Linked DNA regions of Homo sapiens: region 2 is linked to region 1. Evidence: chromatin loops called from intact Hi-C (ENCODE). Cell type or tissue: endothelial cell of umbilical vein. All regions are shown on one strand. Each heading gives the region's core, and the rest is flanking DNA. Links, peaks and the distances in the headings are about the cores only.

What was found. A loop is a pair of places that touch in the nucleus more often than their neighbours do. Peaks named below come from ENCODE experiments on the same cell type or tissue, not always from the same donor. Only the 100,000 strongest peaks of a DNase experiment are listed, where the experiment ranks them.
Region 2: it touches region 1 in a loop (5-fold over the local background); 2 of 110 quality-filtered maps call a loop at or near these places.

What each region holds. Positions count from the first base shown.
Region 1 is chr2:41,158,470-41,166,818 of GRCh38, reverse strand. No RefSeq gene overlaps it. Among named protein-coding and RNA genes, the nearest start is that of LINC01794, 420 kb to the right of the region's middle. In endothelial cell of umbilical vein, for the core only: no CTCF peak of the experiment used is centred there; a DNase peak (open chromatin) is centred at 6,188; H3K27ac peaks cover 430 bases.
Region 2 is chr2:40,958,670-40,967,018 of GRCh38, reverse strand. All of the region lies in intron 1 of LOC105374497 (a long non-coding RNA gene), which reads left to right. Among named protein-coding and RNA genes, the nearest start is that of LINC01794, 220 kb to the right of the region's middle. In endothelial cell of umbilical vein, for the core only: no CTCF peak of the experiment used is centred there; a DNase peak (open chromatin) is centred at 4,778; H3K27ac peaks cover 1,195 bases.

The DNA.
Region 1 (8,349 bases), core at 34-8,033:
TTATGACCAAACAATATGCTTGATATTTCTGTTGCAGAAAAAAAATAGTTTTGACAAAGTATTCTCTACTGGCACTACTTTATCTTGGCTCCCACTTCCTTTCCTGAAGTTATTTTTTTCTTAGATGGTATTATTTTCTTCCTTGATTAAAAATTCTCTCTTATCACTAATTGCTTTTTATGTGATTGCTAGGTGACAGGTTTGTGATATTATTTAGTCACAATATTGATATTAAATTAGTTTTTATTATTTTTTTTTTGTAGAAGTGAGATCTCACTACGTTGCCCAGGCTGGTCTTGAACTCCTAACCTCAAGTGATCCTCCCATCTCAGCATCCCAAAGTGTTGGGATTACAGGTACGAACCACTGCGCCTGGCCAATAAGTTCTTTAAGCATGCTCTCGAAAGTGTGTTTTGGGATCTCCAGTGGCTATTTAAATATTTGTGCTTGGCTTGACATCTTTTGAACACTAATGTTGCATTAGAGGAATTTGGTACATTAGACGTCCTGCCTACACAAGCTAGAAGCCCTTCTTTTCATAATGTCCTTCAAAACAGATTTTAGAAAAAGGTCCAAGGCTCTTTCAATTAGACAAATGCACATAAGAGTCTGATTCAGGTGACAGTGATGTGAGAAAAAGGATGCTGGGTAGAATTTATCTGGGAAGATACAAGTTATGATGAAGAGAGGTCTGGCTGTCAGAGCATCCTATGGCTGGAGCTGGCTTTGGGAGTCCCAGGGTTTGAGCTTGGAGGTGGCTGCTGGAAGGTCTCCACTGGAGTAGCCTGCAGTCTAATCTAGGAACTGGAATCTCTAGTCTTAAAAAGTCTTGAGTCCTTGCAGAGGCTCAGTGAGCTGCCTCTATCCATATATATATATATATGACATTATATATAGCTAAAGTGGATATTCTTGTAAAACCAGCACTAAGAGATAACCAAACTTTCAAACACTGACTTTCAATTCTTATTTTGATATCCCATGTAGCTGTTAATAGAAAGAAGCATAGCAGATGTTTTCCCTTATATGCCAACCATTGCTTTAATCTATTTTCTACTCTCCTTGTTTAATCATCAACCATTACCTTTCATATGGTGGATACTCAATAAATACTGAATATATAAACTCTCTTATTCAAACCTTATGATATAAAGCAAATTATCTGTGTCAAGTGCTTGAGGGCAAAGCAGCATTAAATTTATCATAAGTAGAAAATATTGCCTTAGAACTTAGTGGACTGAAAGTGCCTTGAGGGAGGAAGTAGAACAATCAGATGAGAAGAGAGAAGGTAGGTAATAGGAAAGAGGAAATAATAAGAAAAACTTGTTTATGATCCACAAATTCTCCTTTAGTTATGAACAAAAGGAAAAAATGCTTTTTCATAAGCAATCGAAAAATAAATGTTGCCATTTAAATCATTTCTGTGAAAGCAAAGATGTCATTTAAAATTTAATAACACTTGTCCAGAATATTGTTTTATTATTTTTACAATAAAGTATGGAAAATGTAATAACAAAGGATAAAGTAATAAATCAAGTTGCCAGCATGATAAAAAAATTATTAGAGCGATATCAAATTTAACTGGACTCTCATTTAATGGGGTGATAGAAAGCTAATAAAAATAGTTTTGAGGCAACAGGCAATACGTGACTCCAACTCACACAACTTTAATAGTCAGGAAGAAGGGGTCTGGTTACACAAAATAATAATATGTGTCATTTTCCGCAACTAAAATTTCATTGTCTGAGACTTGTTTGGGATTGTGCTCTAATTTAGTAACGCTTATTTTAATTGTATTTTTGCAATGAAGTAGACTTCACTTTCTGTCAAGTGTCATCAATTCAGTTTTCAAAGCTGTATGTCTCCACACACACCTACCTATACTAGTACTAGTAATAATAAAATAAGAATTCTTCAGAATGAGAGAATAACTGGGTCAGAATGTTATTCTGTTGAAACTGCATCATTTTCCTACACAAGTGAAAATCAGCAAGGTATTGTGACATACAAGTGCCAATATATTGAAGGTATAGAATCAAATACTTTTAGAGGTTCAATGCACTTTAAAGGTCATCCCCAATTTTCTACTCCCTTAGGAATCTTTTCAATAACATCTCTGGCAGATGACTGTATAACTGTAGTGGTAGTATTAAGTATCCATTTGTTTACTTAACAAAATAATTATTGGTCTTTTTGCATGCTACAGACATCATGCTAGGAGGGTGTTTGCTAGATATCATATGCCACATGTTGTGGAGGCCTATCTTTAGAATGTTCTTCCCACTCTACAGTGGGGTAAAATTCAAACTTTATGACCCATCAACAGCCATGCATTTTTTAAAATTAATCATTTAGTTAAAATTTCTATGTATATTACGCTTCATGATCCAAATAACTAAATTTAATTGTTAGGTAGAGAAATTCTTATAGTTCCATTTAATTACACTTTTTTATCAGAATAGTAATCTTTATTAAAATATCAAGGCTTATCAATGTAAAGAACACCAGGTCAGGCATGGTGGCTCATGCCTGTAATCCCAGTACTTTGGGAAGCCAAGGCAGGTGGATCAATTGAGCCAAGGAGCTCAAGGTTGCAGTGAGGTATGATCTTGACACTGCACTCCAGATTGGGCAAAATAAATAAATAGATACATTTTTAAAAAAAAATTTAAAAACCCATTTAAGAGAGGATATATACTGAGCAAAGTAAATATCTAGGGTACACTTTATCTTCGTATTCTTAACTGTTTTTTAACAATGTGCTGTAATTCCCAATCATGTTTCACGAAGAGATTTCCCTCTTCTATAGGTTAATCAAAATATAACATATTTTCTTAACTTTGAATTACAAGTCTCTCTTGAATTTAAAACTGATGCAGAGCTTATGCAACTCCTTTGCCTTCTGCCATGATTATGATGCCTACCCAGCCATGCTGAACTGTGAGTCCATTAAACCTCTTTCCTATATAAATTACCCAGTCTTGAGTATGTCTTTATTTGCAGTGTGACAACAGGCTAGTGCAATATATGCAAAGTTTCTGGCACATATAAAATTAAAAGTATCAAGGCATGGAACACTGTGGATAGTATATAAATGTGTTTTTAAAAGCCCTTAATTTTTAATGGACCTAAATTTTCTGAAAGAATACTAGGCGGAAGGGAAGATTACACACATGTACACAAACACACTATGAAATGTTTAAAATTTAAAATTTCTCTAAAGGGTTATCATTTAAAGCAAAAAAGGAACAATATTGTATTGTAGCATTAAAAACATATTTAGAAGACGTAAGAAGAGCACAAAGGACAGGAAAATGTTAAATGGGATTACGCTGTTGCAAATTTTACACATTGTTTCACTGTAGATAAGCAAAATATGCATACAGTAATCTCTAGGGAAGTCAAAGAGAGAAATGTTATAAAAAGGGTATCTCAAGAATTTGTAAAGGAAATACAAATAAAATACTAGAAAAACATATTACTCATCAAAAAAGGGCAGATAAAGATCTGCAGAACAAAATATATATTAGTATTTGGAACAAATATCAATACTTAGAATAAATGGAAAGAAAAGAAACACTCCAATTAAAAGACTTTGATTATAAGACTGAATTAAAAAAACAAGGTCTGCCTATATGCCATCTAAAAGGAATATTAAATAAAAAAGACAAAGACTGCGTTAAAATAAGAGCTTGAGGAAACTTCACTTTGAGAACCCTAAGCATAAGAAAGTAGAAGTAAGTATATTAACATCAAAGTCTAGTGTACTTCATGACCAAAAATATTGTCAAAAATCTGTGTGCTCACAATAATAGACTTTCAAAATACAAAAGCAAAATTAATAAACGTAAAAGAAAAATTAAAATGCCCAAACAACTGGAAATATTAACACTACCCTCTCAAAAATGGATAGGACTCATAAAAATCAATGCAGACATGATATTTTTGAACAGCTATAAATCTTAATTGACATTGATAGAACACTACATCTAACAGTTGAAGAATATATATTATTTTCGAGTGTGCATTAAACATTCACCAAAATAGACAAAATGCTTTGTCATAAAACATAAGATCAAAGAATCAAAATAATACAGAGTATATTCTCTGAGCACAACAACATTGATTTAGAAATCAGTAGAAAAGACATATACTCTGAGTATCTGTAATAATCCATGGCTCAATGAAGAAATCTAAAGAAAAATTAGAAGATCTTTTTAGTGTTCTGCTAAAATGGTGTTTAGAGTAAAATTTTTAGATTTAAGTGCCTGTAGTAGAAAGGAAAATGCCTGGGTAGAAAAGCAGTGATCTAAATATCCACCATAAGAAGGTAGAAATGTGTGAATTTTTTTAAGCAGGTAGAAAAATAATAATAAACAATAAGATCTCATCATACTGTACCCCATAACATGCCCAATTAGTATATGTCAATGAAAACTAAAATACACATAAAAAAGAACAAAATCAATCTATAGGTCAATGATGAAGAAAAATAACGAACAAAATTAATGCTAAGGCCAATAATGAAGAAACATTTTTTTAAATGGAATATTGGTTCCTGAAAAAGATTGATAAACTTCTAGAGAAACTGATCAAAGTTAAAGAGAAAGAGAAAAAAAACTAGCAAGAAAATACAAAATGACAATATCTAGAATTAAAGAAATGGGTATAATTAGAAAGCTTTCTTATATTAAAATGGTGATAAGGAGTATAAACCACTTAGTGTCAAAAATTAGAAAATTTGGATAAAATATTGAAAACAAATCTCAGGACCAAGGCTTTATCTCTATTCCTTCTGAAACATTAGTGAGCTCAAAAATCACTCTGAGGTTCTTGTTAAAATGCAGATTTTTATTCAGAGTTCTAGAGTGAGACTCAAGATGGTGCATTTGTAACAAACTCCCATTTGATACTGATGCTGATAAAGTAACTATACTATATGAGAAGAGATATCCACTATGCTCTTACAATCCTTTTGTGTATTGAATGAATTTGTAAGCATAAAGGACAGTTTGCTTTGATCTGGAATCCAGGGAAGGAGCACCAAAGACATGGGATATTGACTTTATAAGTATTTGAATGGTCACCAGGTTGTAACAGGCACCTGGGTACAAGGAGAAGAATCTACGTATTACTTGGAGAGAAATGAAAATAAAATTCTAAAAACACGTAAACAAAAAATCCACAAAATACACTACTTCACAAGCTTCATGCATCCTTCTTGAACTGGATCCTACTGATTCCAAGCCAGAAGGGTGAAGATACCTAAGCTAGAAGAGAAGCTATGATATAACTTTGATAATGGGTATAATGGAAACCTGTACCTCTTTTTGTTTTTTCTCCCTTTTAATAATGGAGGTAAATTTTCAAAAAAAATACTAAAAATAGCAAAAATAATACAATTAAGTAAAGATCACATTTAAAAGGGCCCTTGATTTGCGGGAAAAAAATCAAGTGTAAAATTTTTCTTGCTATAATAATCTTTTAGGCTATGTCATTTTAGTGAAAAAATGTAATTTGACAACGTTAAAAGAGAGTCACTAGTCTTCAAAAATAGTTAATCTTCAAAATTACAACTAAGGTACTTTTCTCATTTAAAAGCTGCACAGTCAATACAAAGTGTGTTTTGCCTCATATTAACACTGTGTGTCTCTAAAGCTCAGCATAAAGCATGTACAGATCAAACTATTTTCTCTTTGATTTATATTTTTATTTCAGTAATATTTTGCATTCTATTCTGATTAATTGTAAATAAGCACCGACATCTAAGTTAGGATAATGTTGCTTGAAAAACCTTAGAAATTTACTAAGATAAAATAGCAGACAAAAAGTAACCAATTATATCACAGAGCATCATAAAATAGCTACTTGGCTTTTGCAGCATGCTAATTTCTTGGACAGTGGATTTAATTCAGAGTGTGGTCTGAGGACTGAAGTTCCAGAAAATCACCTTTATAAGCAGACTCCAAATTAATCAGGCCCTCAATTTTGTAGGATATGTGTGCACAAAGCAGAATATTAAAACATAGAGATGGTAGATGTTTTTTCCTCCTGAATGTATTTCACTGTCTGATGTGGCACATGCCTTTCCTGGAATCATGATTTCTAAGAACCTGAATTCAGAGCCTTAAGATGACTTACTGCATGAACTCAGAGCACAGGAAACTGGGCTAAAGGGTATGTTAGGCCATGGAAAATCCTGGTGATGTCTGTCATCACAGGATGTGCCTGTGTAGTGATTAGAGGGCTGTGTAGTAAAGTTTGCATTACCCTAATCTGGTGTCTCTACCTATAGACTTTGTTAGATAAACACTGATGATTCTTCCACTGCCTTTGCTTCATGTTGCTGATCTCCACGCAGACCAAGCACCTTCCTCCTGTTCACTCATTTTTTTCTTCAGGCACTGTGGTAGGCAGAAAAGAAATGGCCCCTAAAGATGCCCACATCCTCTCTCCTGGAACCTGAAAATATGCAATGCTCAGTAGCAAAGGGAAGGTAAAGTCACAGATGGAATTAAGGTTGCTAATTAACCAACTTTAAGATAAGGACTATTCTAGATTCTAGGTTATCCAAGTAGGATGAATGTGATCACAAGGGTTCTTAAATGTGGAAAGGGGAGGCAGAAGAGTTAGTCTCAGAGTGAGGCAGTATGAGGTGACTAGACTGGCCATCACTGGCTTTGGAGGTGGTAGGGGACCAGGAGCCTAGAAATGCTAGCAGCTTCAAGAAGCTGAAAAAGGCGAGTAAATGAATCCATCCCTCGAACCTCCAGAAAGAAATCTGCCCTGCTAACACCTCAGTTTTAGTCTAGTGAGACCCATTTCAGACTTTTGACACTGAGAACTGTGAGATAACAAATTTGTGTTGTTTCAAGCTGCCCAACTTGGGGTCACTTGTTACAGCAGCCAATAGCATGGGCATATTATTATGTCCTGTTGCTTTACTTTTGTCTTAGGAAATATCTTGTATTTTAAAGGGGTTTTTACCACTGAGAATTTCATCCAGTGTGAGTTGTCTATAATGAAGACCAACTTATTGATGACTTACCTTACTGTAGTTTTCTATATATTGACAACAAAAGCATGGGATATGGAGTAAAATAGTTGGAGTTCCAACTCTGGTTTTTCACTTGATGGTTCTGAGTTCTCTAATCAATTTGTTTTAAAGACTATCAATTTCCTAAACCACTATGTTTACTCAGCTGTACGTAACTGACCTGACACATAGGATGTTTTGAAGTTCAAATTGGAGAATGATACATAATTAAGATAATCAACTTGTTTTCTTAATTTACAATGATAGACATTAAGACTGAAAGGGAATACTATTTAGAAGCTGACTAGCTTAGCAGGAGATATTTGCCCTATACCACTGTTTTTAAAACTCTGCCACTAGGCCGGTTGCGGTGGCTCTCGCCTGTAATCCCAGCACTTTGGGAGGCCGAGGCAGTCGGATCAAGAAGTCAGGAGATCGAGACCATCCTGGCTAACATGGTGGAACCCCGTCTCTATTAAAAATACAAAAAATTAGCCGGGCATGGTGGCTGGCGCCTGTAGTCCCAGCTACTCAGGAGGCTGAGGCAGGAGAATCTCTTGAACCCAGGAGGCAGAGGTTGCAGTGAGCTGAGATCGCACCACTGTACTCCAGCCTGGGTAGCAGAATGAGACTCCATCAAAAAAAAAAAAAAAAGCCCTCTGCCATTAATTTTGGTGGGAAGCTTGGTTGAGATAGGCAAAGGTTGAAGGAAGGGAGAGGTTGGGTGGTGAACTAATTTACTCCTTACCCACACTCGATTTAAACCAAAGCAATACCAATCTGTGTAAAATAGAATTTGAAGTAAAGGGAGAGGGTTCAAAAAAGTTGAGAACGCTTGCACCGTATTATGTGCAAATGCCAGGTCCATGTAACCTTGAATAGTTCCTCTGGCCTGTCTATGTGAACATTTGGAGATGCACAGTTCCTATAAGCAGGTGCATAGAAACAGAAGGGTACATATTTGCATATAGGATTAAAAGAAATGACTTCCGTAAAACGTCTAGCACAGAGCTACAGAGTGTATTTTTAATACATTACAGTTCTTGAGTAAAGATGATTATTTGATAACACTAAGTGATATGAAGCCAAGAAATGTAGTAGTGTTCGAATCCTTTCCACCTCCCTTACTCTTGGGTTCTGACTTTAGAAACTAAGTAATTCCAGGACATAAGTGAAAACACATTTCAACTGCCCTCTATTATACTTACTTGGTAAATTAGCCTGCGCATTATTTTTAAAATAAATTTTGTTCTATTGCTAAAATGCCTTCTCTAGAAAGTTTCTGTCTGTTGAATTCATTATTTAAAATTGAA
Region 2 (8,349 bases), core at 280-8,279, 200 kb after region 1:
CTTTGGGTATGTACCCAGTAATGGGATTGCTGGGTCAAATGGTATTTCTAGTTCTAGATCCTTGAGGAATCACCACACTGTCTTCCACAATGGTTGAACTAATTTACACTCCCACCAACAGTGTAAAAACTTTCCTATTTCTCCACATCCTCTCCAGCATCTGTTGTTTCCTGACTTTTTAATGATCACCATTCTAACTGGCATGAGATGGTATTTGTGGTTTTGATTTGCATTTCTCTAAAAAAGTCAGATGATTTTAATGTGCTTTCAGGATTGAGAAACACCATCATAAAGCAGTGGTTCTCAAAGTGTAGTATGGCCACATTTGTATCTCCTGGAAACTTATTGGAACTGCAGGTTCTCTGGTCCAACCTTGACCTTCTGGATCAAATACTCTGGGGGAAGAGCCCCCAGTAATTTTTAGTAATATTCAAGTTTGTGAACAATGTCATAATGTCATATAAAGAGCTGTAATTCTTCTACTGATGAATATGAATCAGACTTGTTCGTTAATCAGTCGCAACCAAGAGGATGTCTTGGAGACAAGAACCATATTCTATGTTTCTCCTGTATTCACCTGAAATGTAGATAAATGTGTGAAACATACATTAAGTTATCAATAAATATATGCTGATTAATTTGCTCCTTTGTATTTAAAGATTTTTATGCCTAAAATGACAGAATACTGATTGCTGTGGACTGAACATTTGTTTTCCCCCCTCCAAATTCATATGTTGATATTTTAATCCCAAATGTGATGGCATTTAGAAATAATATTTTTGGGAGGTATCTGGATTTGGATAAAATTGATATTCTAATATGGAGATGAAGAGACCAGATCTCTCTCTCTCTCCCCCATGTGAGGGTAGAGCAAGGGTGTAGCCTTCTGCAGATCTGGAAGTTGGCCTTCACCAGACACTGAGTCTGCCAGCACCTTGAATTTGAATTTCTCAGCCTCCGTAACCATGAGAAATGCATGTTTTGTGTTAAAGCCACTCAATCTATGGTATTTGTAGCAGTAGTCCAAGTTGATGAAGACACTGTTTATGTTCATCCTGTACAGAGCCCTTTGTCTCTTATGTGTCGTGTTTTATGCAGCATCAGAAGTGAATAGACACAGATAAAACCTTGCCATTCATTTATTCAACAACTATTCACTAAGTGTGCAACTATGTGCCAGGTATAATAGATCCTGCGAATACCTCAGTGAACAAAATAGACAAGAATTTTTGCTCTAGAAGAGATAACTCCCTGGTGGAAGAGGCAGAAAATAAGCAACATACATAAAAGCAAAATACATGTATTATATTTGAGAGTTGTATGTATTATAGAAAACAAAGAGTAGGCAGGGTAAAGAGAATCAGGATTAGGGAGGATGGGAAAGGAAGTGGATGGGCCACTTGCAACACTAAATAGTGTTGATAGTATAAGCCTCAGCGTGAAGGTGAGATTTCAGCAGCAGCTAGAAGGAGGTGAGGGAGTGAGCCAAGAAGGTGACTGCATCAAGAACAAAGAAAGGGAACAAAGAAAATAAAGCCTATAAAGTAGGAGCATGTCATTAGTATTTGAAAACCATCATGGTGGCCAGTGCGGCTGTTGGATGGTGAGCAAGTGGAGGTGAGCAGAGAGGAGGTCTGGGAGAAAGCAAAGATTGGAGCAGGGAGGGCCTTGTGGCCATGTGTTGGATTTTTGTCCCTTCCTAGGAGTGGAATGGGAAGCCATTGGAGTGACATGATCAGGCTTACTTTTTAAATGAATTACTGTATTTGCTGGGTGCAACTGGAGTGTGGCAAGGGTAGTAGCAGGGGATAAATCAGAAGACTAGAAGACTTGACAATAATATGGAGAGAAAAATGACTGCTCAGATTAGGATGGCAGCAGACCATCTGGTGTGAATATTCTAGAAATATTTCGAAAATGGAACCAATATAATTTGTTTATGAATCAGAAGAGCAAAAAAGAGGAATTATGTATCATTCTAAGGATTTTGGCTCAAGCAACTGGAAGAATGCCAGACAAACAAATGGTTGGAAATGCAAAAAAAAAAATTATAATAGTAAAACTGTATACATTCAGAGATTATCTTTCTTCTTAAGCCCCAAACTGTCCACTCCTGATGCCAAACGAAAGAACACCAGCCCCTAAGTCACACTGTGTTTGTCTTCATGCCAATTGATTGCTGAGTTTAAGGATCATGGTATCTGTGTCCTTTTAAACTGCTCACAGTACTTTCCCTGAAGGGTGCATACCCAGTAGATTTTTATTCATTTATATACTTAACAAACATTAACCCAGCATCCATCCCCAGGCAATGGGAAGGCACTGGTGATAAATCGCTAACAAGATAAACATGGTGCTGCTAATATGAACCTTATAGTAGACTAGATAATCTGATCACATAGAACCTTTTGTTTCAACTTGAAAATTATTTTATCTCTCTACCTTTCCTGCACTGCCTGAGTAATACCTTAAAAAGGGCAATCTCCCTAATTTGGCTGCTATGGCATGGCTGACCTTAGGAAAGAATACCTGTACAGGCAACAGAAACAAAAATAGACAAATAGAACTATATTAAAATGAAAGGCTTCTGCACAGCAAAAAAATAAAAATAAAAATAAACAATCAACAGAGTGAAGAGATAGTCTCTTGAATGGGAGAAAATATTTGCAAACTACTTATCTGACAGGGGAATAAAACCTATAATACACAAGGTACTCAAACAACCTAGCAGTGAAAAAAAAAGAAAAAGAGAAAAAAGAAAAATCCCATTAAAAAGTGGGCAAAGGACTGAACAGACATTGCTCAAAAGAAGACATACAAACAGGCAACAGGTTTAATACTTAACATCACAAGTCATCAGAGAAATGCAAATCAAAACCGTAATGAGATATCATCTTACCCAAGTTATAAAGGCCATTTTTAAAAAGGCAAAAAATAACAGATGCTGATGAGGATGTGGAGAAAAGGGACCCCTTATATACTGTTGGTGGGAATGTAAATTTGGTTACCCACTATGAAAAACAGTATGGAGATTTTTCAAAAAACTAAAAATAGAACTACCATATGATCTAACAATACCACTATTGAGTGTTTATCCAAATGAAAATAAATGAATATATCAAAGAGATACATATACTCCTATGTTTACTGCAGCACTATTCACAATAGCCAAGATATGGAATCAAGCTAAGTGCCCATCAACCGATAAATCGATAAAGAAAATGTTGTGTGTCTCTGTGTGTGTATATACACAATGGAATATTAGTCAACCATCAAAAATGATGAAATCGTGTCATTTGCAGTGACATGGATGCAACTGGAAGTCATTATTTTCAGTAAAATAAGCCAGGCATAGAAAGGCAAACATTGCATGTTGTTATTCATATGTGGGAGTTTAAAAAGTAGATCACATGGAGGTAGAGAATGGAATGATGGATACTGGAGGTTTAGAAGGGTATATGAACTAGGGATGGGGGCGATGAAGACAGACAGGTTGATGGGTACAAACATACAGTTAAATAAAAGGAATGCATCCTAAGGTTTGATAGCAGAGTGGAGTAATTATTATTAACAAAAAGGTATTGTGTTCTTCCAGATAGCTAGAAGAGGTGACCAGAAGTATACCCAATGCATAGAAATGATAGTCAGGTGATGGGTACCCTAAATATGCTGATTTGATCATTGTCCATTCTATGCATGTAACAAAATTTCACATGTACCCTATAAATATGTACAAATATAATGTATCCAAAAACTAAAAAGTAAAAAATATCTGTAGAATTAACCTAAGCATAGGCAATACTATGTTTCTTTATATGAGACAGCATAGAAAAAGGTAACAAACATTCTGTGAATCCATTAAGAAAAATGAGTAACACAAATGTGTCTAAAACAAGTCAGGCCAATGACTTCACTCTTTTTGAAAAAGTACTATGCATATGAAGAACGTAAATATGTCTTACATGGATACAGTAATATAGAGACTTTACAAAAAGATTTGACCTACAAGCCTTTTCATTTTACGTTTTTTCTTTTTCTTTTTAAAACTAATGTCTTAGCCCCAAAAAAGGAAGACCATAAGTTACATTTAGGATAATGCACTGATTTATTAAAAAGATCATTTGTGCTTTCAATAAGGCTTTTTAATGAGTCCATGGATATTAGCAAAATTATTTTCATGAAAAGCCAAAGGAGTTTGCTGACAGATCTAAATTTCCTAGGTGACGGAAAGTGTTACATGGTTTAAAAGGCCAATGCCAAAAGGCTATCATTAAGAATTTTTATTTTTTACAGCTACAAATCTACTTTTTCCACATTAAGTTTTAATTGTGATTTCACCTACCCAAAATGGGTCATGAAATAATTTGATGAATTAGATATACTTTTTCCATCATTTGATGAGATTTTTCTATTCTTTAGCTCAGAGGGCCCTTTTGATGCAGAAAGAGAAAATTAAATTATTACATTTTGAACCTTCTTTTAGGGAAAAGTTATATGCCTAAGGGCCATACCCATAGAGAAATTATGAGTTCTCAGAATATTTTCACAAGACATATTCCCACGTCTTCATTTCTTCCCCACCCTCAGCAATAACAAAAACAAAACAATAAATCTTGCGGAAAAACACTGTCAGAAGCACAATTTAGCCAGTTCAAGTAGAATATATTTATGGCACTACAGACTTCCTTAGAAAAATTATTTTACAGTATCAGTTTAACAGTCATGCTTCTGCTCCAGGAAGAACTACCCAAGAAGCTCACTAGCTTGGAGTGCCAGCCGGTGGGTCAAAACCCTTGGTGACATGCCAAACATGTGCAGAACATCATGATTTTCACCACGGGACGTCAGGGGAAATGTGTGGTTTTGTGTGAATGTGCTTCCAGTGAATATAGAAAATTCAGGAAATTCAAATGCATTTGATAGAGAAGATATGTAGCAGAAGCGAAAGATTTTCTAGGAGAGATTACTACATGAAAGCAGGCCTAGGGTAATCTTTGAAATGAAAGAAGGTAAAATTGGTTCTGACTATTTTGGGAGATACTGACATGGTCCATAGCAATAACTTACACATTATTCATAATGCATGTAATTTTCAACCGGAGTTTTTAAAGGATACAGGCCATTGCTTTTATAACATGATGCAGGTATGTATGCATGTTTGTGTCTACATATGTGTGTAGTATATACCAACTGGAACAGATGTACAAGAGTTAACTGATAGAAGGATCCTGAAACTTTTTAGATGGAGAGATAAAGTTGGGGCTATTGTGGAAAGAAGAACACAAGTCTAATTTGCATGGTTTATGTCCTTCTAAAGCTGAAAATCCTCTCTGATTCCCTAAACTCACTTTCAAAGGACTCTCTCTGCTTTGCTAAGGCACATTATGCTTATCCCCAAATTACGCTATCTTCAAAGTTATTACTTGAGAGAAGAACAGATGCCAAACACACACACACACAAACACATACACACAAATTAACTTCCAAATAACCCATTTTCCTTCACAGATGAAGTACATTTTTTTAAAAAAAAGTTGAATTTTTGAATGGCATTCAATGTTCTACTCACGTATTAAGAGTTCTGAATATCTTGCCAAGCACATAAACCAAATTGTATTGGAACTGTAACACTTTAATAAGAAGTCTCAGATATTACCTCCCTCCACCCCCACATGACAGGACTCTCATTTATTGGAACTGTTACCAATCTGCCAACTCTCTCTTTTTCTAAATGTTTATAAACCTTCATCTTCTCAGTGACTCTCTTCTTGCGTTTGCATTTTATTCCTTAAGAATCCATTCTCTGGATCTTCCAATTTTTTTTTCTTTTTTGCTACCCTTTTCTTTTGCCATCCCGTACCCCCCACCTAATGTCACTTAAGAATCATCTACCTCTTCGAGACATTGCCAGTTTTATCACTAGGACAAGGGCCTTAGATGAAAAGATCATTTTCTTAATTCAAATGCAGTGTTATTACGTTAGAGTTACAGCCAACTATAGTGAACTTCTTTTCATACTGACCATCTTTTTTATTGTGTCTGTCCCCTTTCTCACTCTCTCAAAAAAAAAAAGTTAGTGTTTATAAGAAGTGGTGACAGGTTTGGAGAAGATGAATTTCATAGTATTGTGAAAAAGAACAATAAGAAAAGAAACATTGCAGTCTTTGTTTTTACTGACTCTCCAGAGAATACCTGAAATAAAATGAGGTATGTTTAAAAAGCACACTATGTCAATGGTTCTGTCTCGTTAGTTCAGAAAAACATTTATAAAGCAGAAAAAGTAATTTTTTCTTCTTAAGGCAGTACTATCTTAAGGAGTACTGTTTCTTCGCAAGAAATCAGAAGTATGGGCTCCATGAAAGGTGTCCTGACTTTTCTAGCCAAAATGGATTTAAGAGAAAGCTGGAGGCCTCTCATCCTACCCACAAGTCCCTCGGTCTCCCTCCAGGGAAGCTGTGAAGGACTTCATTAAAATTCCTGAGGGTTCTTAGAGCACAATTTGAGACAAGCAGTATTAAGGCATGCTAAACTCTGAAAGGTAACGTTTATGATGTGGGAATATCTCCCTATGATATATTCTTATTTGGCAATTGCTTAAAATTATTACTTGAACATCTCTGGTTCAAAAGTAGAAATATCTAAAGAAAAACATGGCATTATAAACAGATTTGCCTATCAGATTGTATGTTAATATTTCAGAGAGGCTTAGAAACTAAGTAAAAACTATATCTCATTTCCACATTGAGCTATAGCCTATTTAAATAGCAATGGTAAAATGCAGTTGGTTTCCAAAAGTATCAGTTCAACTGTGGTTCTCCTAGGACAAATGTACAAGGACACCACATGCTAAGCAGCAGATCCTCTTGCGGAAAGAAGTTTTGCACCTGGTTTTATTTTGGCGCCACATACCACTGGTAATTTCCATCATTCTTATAAATGTCATCTTCCTGGAGATCACCAGAGAGAATGAATGATGGGTCTACTTCTATGATTCAAATAGCACTAATTAAGTTTTAGTCTTTTTGTAGACAAGCTTTGTCTTTAAGTCAAAATTTCCTTCATTTAAGTTAGCTTCTTTCACTCTGACAGGAAAAATGTGGTTTTCTTATTAGGGTTTCAAAAAATTTAACACATTTTCTTCCTATCATTTGCTTTTTTCTATGTTTGTTTTAAGACAGGGTATCACTCTGTCACCCAAGCTGGAGTACACAGACAAGATCACGGCTCACTGTAGCCTCTACTTCCTGGGCTCTATTGATCCTCCTGCCTCAATCTCCTGTGTAGCTGGAACTACATGGGTATAGCTGCGCACCACCAAACCCAGCTAATTTTTTTTTTTTTTTTAGAGACAGGGTCTTGTTATGTTGTCCAGGTTGATCTTAAACTCCTGGCCTCAAGTGAGCCTCCTACCTTGACCTCCCAAAATGCTGGAATTATAGGCATAAACCACCATGCCTTGCCTTTTTGTATTTTTCTGAAGATCTATAGTTCTGGGTGCTGGATGAATCTTTGAATGGTTGCATGTTGTTCTCAGTATAAAATCAAAGGCCTCTAACTTTATTTCAACTAAGTTTGGACAAAAATACCTATACCATAAACAGATTATCTATTGTATTTGTAGTGCGAATATTTGCCTCGACAGTTTGGTGCACACCTGAGCCCAATATACTAGACTACACTTGTCCCTTCCTTATGGAGGTTCTAAATCAAATGCCTTCTCACATTTTATAAGCCATTTGAGAATCATGTTCTTATTAAACATTCTCTGTCTATCATGCTCACTCTGTTTTCCAGCCCTATAATATTCAGACAGTAGCTCTCATATGATGCATACCGTTCAGGGAAAGAGAGTCATGTCCTCACTTAAATATGTCAAAAGTTGCTGTTGATCAAGATTTAACAACACGAGTTTTCTGTGTGTAGAAAACCAATTTGGTAACTACGTAGTAAATCTTGACTAAGAACATCAGTGGAAATTATAGTTAAAGAAATGAGTTATTTATTTTAGTTTGTGTAAGACTTAACAAATTATTAGTTTATCCACTTTTGGAAAAGGGAATGGGAATTCCAAAGAAATATAATCTTTCCTGTGAGATAGTATTAAAAGAGCTGTGAAAATGGATTATGTAGGCAATGCTCATTTCTCACCATTTTTATGAGAATTTTGTATTAGTTTTAATAATTGATAGTTACAAATTAGAGGTAAGGGCATCTAAAATGCCAGGGAGATATTGAATTAACTAACTTTTGCCTTTCTATGTTCTCCAGGGACAACATATTTCAATATGAAACTAAATTAAATGTGAGTTCAAGAGTGGTTTAGATGTGTCAGGAAGATACAATTCTACA